Linked DNA regions of Homo sapiens: region 2 is linked to region 1. The links are chromatin contacts, found by Hi-C or POLR2A ChIA-PET in ENCODE. All regions are on one chromosome and are shown on one strand. Each heading gives the region's core, a stretch centred on a gene start or an enhancer-like site at or near the end of the contact. The rest is flanking DNA. Distances are from core to core; before and after follow the strand shown.

Region 1 (2,715 bases), core at 52-2,551:
GTCCTTTTAGCAGGTAAGAATAAAAGACTGGCTGGCATTTCATAGAAAGATCTAGAAAGCAATGCCGTTTCAGTTTGCATGTCATAGAAGCAACTCCTCTTCAGCCTATATGTCATGTTTTCTGTTTTATTTCTCTCGTTTTCTTATACCAGCAAATTGTCATCTGCTCCCGATGTTTATCCCCTATTTAAAGACACAGTAGCAGTTTGTGAAGCCAGCAGTTCTCTGCCAATGCTGTCACACACACTCCTGTTCCCCCCAGGTCTGTGGCTCTGAAGGCCTGATCTTCAACAAGCAGTGACACAAAACCACTACTGTTCCATCCAGAGGGAGTTGCTGCTGTGCAGCGCATGTTACAGGATCAAGCCCCAAGTGAGGAACATAAGAGAAATCATAGAAGGCAAGTAAAATAGAAATGTGTTCCTCATGCAAACACTCCAAGCAATTAAAAATAAAATGAAGGAAAGCATGAACTAAAATAGAAAACTGTAGTGATGGAACACTTTTGAAATCAAAGATCGTGCTTCTTTCCTTACTCTCTGGAACTCTAAATCATTACTTAGGTGAATTTATGTCTGTTTTCAACATTTCTGTTAAACACGACAAAGAGCTGGACCCTAGTTGCTGGTTGCCAGGCAGGCTACACCCCAGAAGGTCAGAATGCATAATTAATCCACGGGAGGCTGCAGGAGATTTGTTATCTGGGAGCCTTTAGGTTCCCCATGCACAGACTTCTGCATGCCAGAGCAGGTTGCACCTAATAAAGTTTTCAAGGTGATTCTGACTTTCTTCACCACTCCTCACCCCCAGCTTCCTCCTAGGCATTTCCAGCCTACTTATCCCAATATTTCAGGAAAGGCACGATCTCCTTCAAACACCACACCCTCTCCTCAAACATTATCTGCAGAAACAAATTTGAAATTACATTATAAATTACATCACCACTTTGTGCAGATTACAGACCCAGACAACAATTTCCCACATGGGCCAAGGTGATCCAGGGAGCCTGGAGTACCAGTCTGTCCAAATTGGAAGGGGGCAAGACCTCTTGGTGAGCAGATGCTCTGCCCAGCAGATCTAGGAATTCTGTTTCATTTTTAATTTTTTTGCCTTTAAAAATGCAGATAGGAATATCAGACCTAGAAGTTTTCTGTGCTGCACAATTTATGCCAGCTCATTACCTCCTGCTAGACTCCAAGGCTTTGTAACGGAAATTGGCTCTGATTTCTGAGATGGGCATTACATCATAGTCTTCTTTTAGCACATTATGTCATCCCTGCTGAGGCGCATTATCTAGGGTTGGCTCAGCAGTAGCGATTTTTGTGGGCCGACTGCAGTGTTCCAAAAGAACTGCTGGGAACCACAGATTGAAATCTGAAACATTTATCTTCTAAAAAGCTGAAAAGGGGGAAAGATGTTCACACTGGACCCCATTTATTTTCCTTAACCCTCTCCTGTCTCAGCTCCCTTTATGTTACATTGCAGCAAATGCCCATAAACAATATGCTGAGTCCGTGCAGGAATGATCATTTTGAGGTAACCACCATTAAGGATGCCTAAAATATTGCTCCCTAGAAAGGGCTGATATATCTGATACTTGCCATGGTTGTATCTCAGGGCATGTTACAAAATGCTTAAAAGATATCACCTGGCACTCATATTGATAACATAGAACTTCTTAAATCTTGGGTTAAGAAAAGAATTTCTTTTCATGATCAGTCTATAAATGCATGTGAATGAAAACTATATGTACACATATATACATGCTTATCCTTCTGACCGTGTTGCAGCAACAAAGGCAAACTTCTAGAAGGTTTATATGAGAAATAATTTTTACGCAGGAAACTGAGCTGATATTATCTCTTCTCACTTCAACCATGAAATTAGAAGCCCATTTTGTATCTCTCCATCCTAGGCAGGATTAGAAACCATTGCACAGAGGGAATAGACAGGTGCTTTTAGGATAAAGCAAAGATATTCCCAAACCCCAGAGAATCCCAATACCTCTCTCATCACAAAAGCATAATTATAAAAAAAAAAAGTCTCAAAATACCAAAAGGAAATGGGATACATTCAACCATGACTAAAGTACAATTCATCCCTTATACACCAACTAATGAGATTCATTGGGTGGGGAATAAGTGCTGGGGGAGGGGCTAGAATGAAGGGCATGATGTTCCTTTCCTCCACCCATCTATGTGCAACTTTTTCACTCATTTTTAAATAGTGAGTATTTTCATGTTGTCACTTTTTGTAGCTCTAAAATGGTAGCCACATTCAAGCAAACAACCTCATAATTAAATTGGAGATGAGTAAAGTTATCATTTGGCCCAGCCTAAGAGTCTAGCCTTGTTCCTATTCCAATTAAAATGATTTTTCATCATGTTCAATTCTAGTGTACCCCTGCCATGGGTCATAAAGCAAGATGGCAGTCTTCATTCTTTTACTCAGTCCATGGCAAGGCCCTGTGAGCAGTCCCTGCATTCAAAAAGGAGTTGGGACCACTGGCCCCGCGCTCAAGGTAAAAAGTTACTTGAGTGACATTTTGCATCCTACTGACTCCCCATCTTCTTTCATATTTCATACCTATTGCCAGTTGCCTTTATTCCTGCAAGGGGACAGTGTGAGGATTGATGGTATGACCCTCAGAGTGCTCCAAGGCTTTCAGATGGACAGTGCTCTATAAAATAGTGTTAACAGCTATGGGTATTTGCA
Region 2 (2,700 bases), core at 26-2,525, 220 kb after region 1:
TATTTTTATTTTTTTGTAGTGATGAGGTCTCACTATGTTGCCCAGGCTAGTCTCGAACTCCTAAGCTCCAGCGATCCTCCCATCTCAGCCTCCCAAAGTGCTAGGATTACAAGTGTGAGCCCCTGCAACTGGCTGAGAATTTTTTTAGTGAATTTTAGAGATACTTGGAGGCTATTCTCCTAGCCATTGCCAGGCTCTCTCAATCCCCACAGGTGTCCAGGCAAGACATCAAAAACAAGTCAAAAAAAACCATGGCTGATCTTTTTAACCTCTTCCAAATTCAGTCTAATTGCCATCATTCTTGTTCTATAAAATTGATAGATCAGGTATTTGTCCAGTCTCATAGGATTTAAATCTATCTTTCATTGCTGTAAAGACAAAGTAATGCAATTATAATTAAATAAAGAAGTTGTATTTGTACCATCCTTACTGGTTGATAAAACATCTTTATGGTTTACAAAGCATTTTTCATTTAATTAAAAGAACATTAAATATTCATTCAACAAACACTTTTTGACACCTCCCCCCATGGATATCCCTGGTGCCTAGCACAGTACTTGACATATAAAGAATAAGATACATTCTGTACCCTCAGGAAGTCCAGAGTCAAGTGGATGAGAAAAACAAGTCAACAATTATTACAATAAGATAAAAGTGCAATTGAGAAATATGAAAGTATAGTGGTAGGCAGAAGAAGGAAAATAGACATATTAAGAATTCAAAGTTCAAAATGGTATTGCGGGTCCAATTTACTTATAAGTGTCTAGGCTACAAGGATGTCTAAGTATACATGCATAGATAGAAACATAATAAAATGGTTTTGATGGTGGTGGCAAGGCTGAGCGTAGCCACTATTGTGGGGGAACGGCTGCTGGTGATAAAGGTGATGATGACGGTGGGTTTCAGAAGACAGGGATATTTATTGGGTGATCGGAATTGGTATCCTTTCTTGCTACAGTACCAATTCTCAACCATCCCTGAGACCTCTCTCTTCATACATTCCAGTGGTTCACCATAGAGGTAATATCCATCCAGCCACAGCAACAACAGCCACAAAATGTTAGCAGCAATGGCCTATTTGGTAACAAACCATGTGGAATTGCTGACAGCCTGTGGTCACTTAGAGATGCACCCAAATGCCAAGAAATCAAAAACGAAGCCCTCTGCTCAAACCTGCCTTAGATTAGTTGAGGGCCATTTGCCTGACCAGGAGAAACAACGATAACTTTGAGGAGGGTGAGAAAGCCAGGAAGGGGAGGAAGAAACTAAACATGAATTGAAAGCAGATGACACAAGCCCCTGGCTCATATAACCCTGCAAGAAAGAGCATGAAACACGTTTCTTGCAGAAGGATGATTATCAGAAAGAAAAAAAAAAGATTGCAATAAATCCTAACCAAAACCAACAAAAGAAAATGTTGGACAGTTTGTTGGATAAATATTCAGTAAGGCTGATCCAACTCACTGAGTTGTTATAAAGAACAGCTAATAAAAAAAGATTGTCAAGGACACTGCAAACATAGAAGAACTAACCAATAATAAGAACATTAATAATAAGGGAGGACCTAGGAATAAAACCAATTCAATCAAGACCTACAATGTTGAGCAACTAGCACAGAAATAAAGAAAACAGATATGACTGTCTGGAGGTGGTCCAAACAAACAAGAACCAAAACCACTTTTTTGCTCTTAATTTTTAAAAGAAGACAAGTTTACAGGGTATACGACTATAAATAAATATTAGCCAACGGGCTCTTGCTTTTCCCTAGAGACAGCTCCCTTGGAAACGACTTCCTGGATGGAGAGGGTAAGGAAGTTGAAGTCTCTTACTCTCCTCCCCAGAGCTCAGGGTCCATGACAGGAAGACTTCCCTCCCTAGTCTGACAATTTGGGATTGGAAAAAAAACGCTGGAAGGAATCCAAAGCTGTGGTTCATTTCATTCTTTCATTCTCTGCTTTCGCCAAATGCTGACAATTACAAACAAATGTTTTCTTCACAAATACTTTCTTCTAGATGAACATTCTGCTCATTTTGGTTGCTTATGTATAAATGGCTTGAGAAACACTTTCTAAATCCCCAAGGTGACAGAATTTCCACGTAATGATAATGATTATTTAATATCATCATCACAATGGGCTGCCTGGGCAAATGAAATGCTTGCTGGGTCTAAAGCATTCACTCAAGTGAGGTAAATTAACGCTTTCCAGGGTACCAGATTTCCCGTTGGGACCCTAAAGAAGATAACTCATTACTCAGGCATTCTCTACCCCCAACACTGCTGTCTACCAGCAAGTTCTTCAGTTGCTTTAAACTGTCAGGCTTCTCAGCCAGTGCAGGGAAGTCCAAGAGAGATAAGAATACGCTGAAAAGGTCCACACTAGGTGGATATTTTTAGTCATCTGAAGACAGTCCAGGAGTTATAATCATCATAATAACCCATGTGACGCAGCTCATCTTCCTTCTCAAAGCACTTACAACATGTTAATCATCCCCTTTGATCCTCACAATAATCCCTGAGGTATGCAAAGCAGGTATTATTATAGTCAGCACCTGGCTATAGTAGCGAGAAGGACATAGACAAATGATATGGAGGTAAGCCTCAGAGACACAGAAAAGCAAGACAGGGTGTAGCAGGAAGAGGGAGCAGGCCCCAAAACCACTAGCATCAAAAGCAGTGAGGGTTTGGGACCAGGGTCCCTA

Evidence for each region. A loop is a pair of places that touch in the nucleus more often than their neighbours do. ChIA-PET counts read pairs that join two places held with the same protein, here RNA polymerase II (POLR2A). Pooled maps may share reads with other maps.
Region 2: a map of heart left ventricle shows a loop between it and region 1 (3-fold over the local background). The contact joins two enhancer-like sites. A Hi-C loop is called at or near these places in 3 of 168 maps with a recorded cell type or tissue (heart left ventricle, left cardiac atrium and psoas muscle) and 8 of 50 pooled maps. POLR2A ChIA-PET finds 5 or more read pairs at or near these places in 1 of 52 experiments (OCI-LY7).

The regions. Positions count from the first base shown.
Region 1 is chr5:68,729,635-68,732,349 of GRCh38, forward strand. The region is part of intron 2 of LOC105379013 (a long non-coding RNA gene); the gene reads right to left. Among named protein-coding and RNA genes, the nearest start is that of LINC02198, 300 kb to the right of the region's middle. Within about 2 kb of position 1,302, at least 6 of the 41 ENCODE cell types and tissues checked have a DNase peak (open chromatin) inside an H3K27ac peak, as active enhancers do.
Region 2 is chr5:68,952,201-68,954,900 of GRCh38, forward strand. No RefSeq gene overlaps it. Among named protein-coding and RNA genes, the nearest start is that of LINC02198, 76 kb to the right of the region's middle. Within about 2 kb of position 1,276, at least 2 of the 41 ENCODE cell types and tissues checked have a DNase peak (open chromatin) inside an H3K27ac peak, as active enhancers do.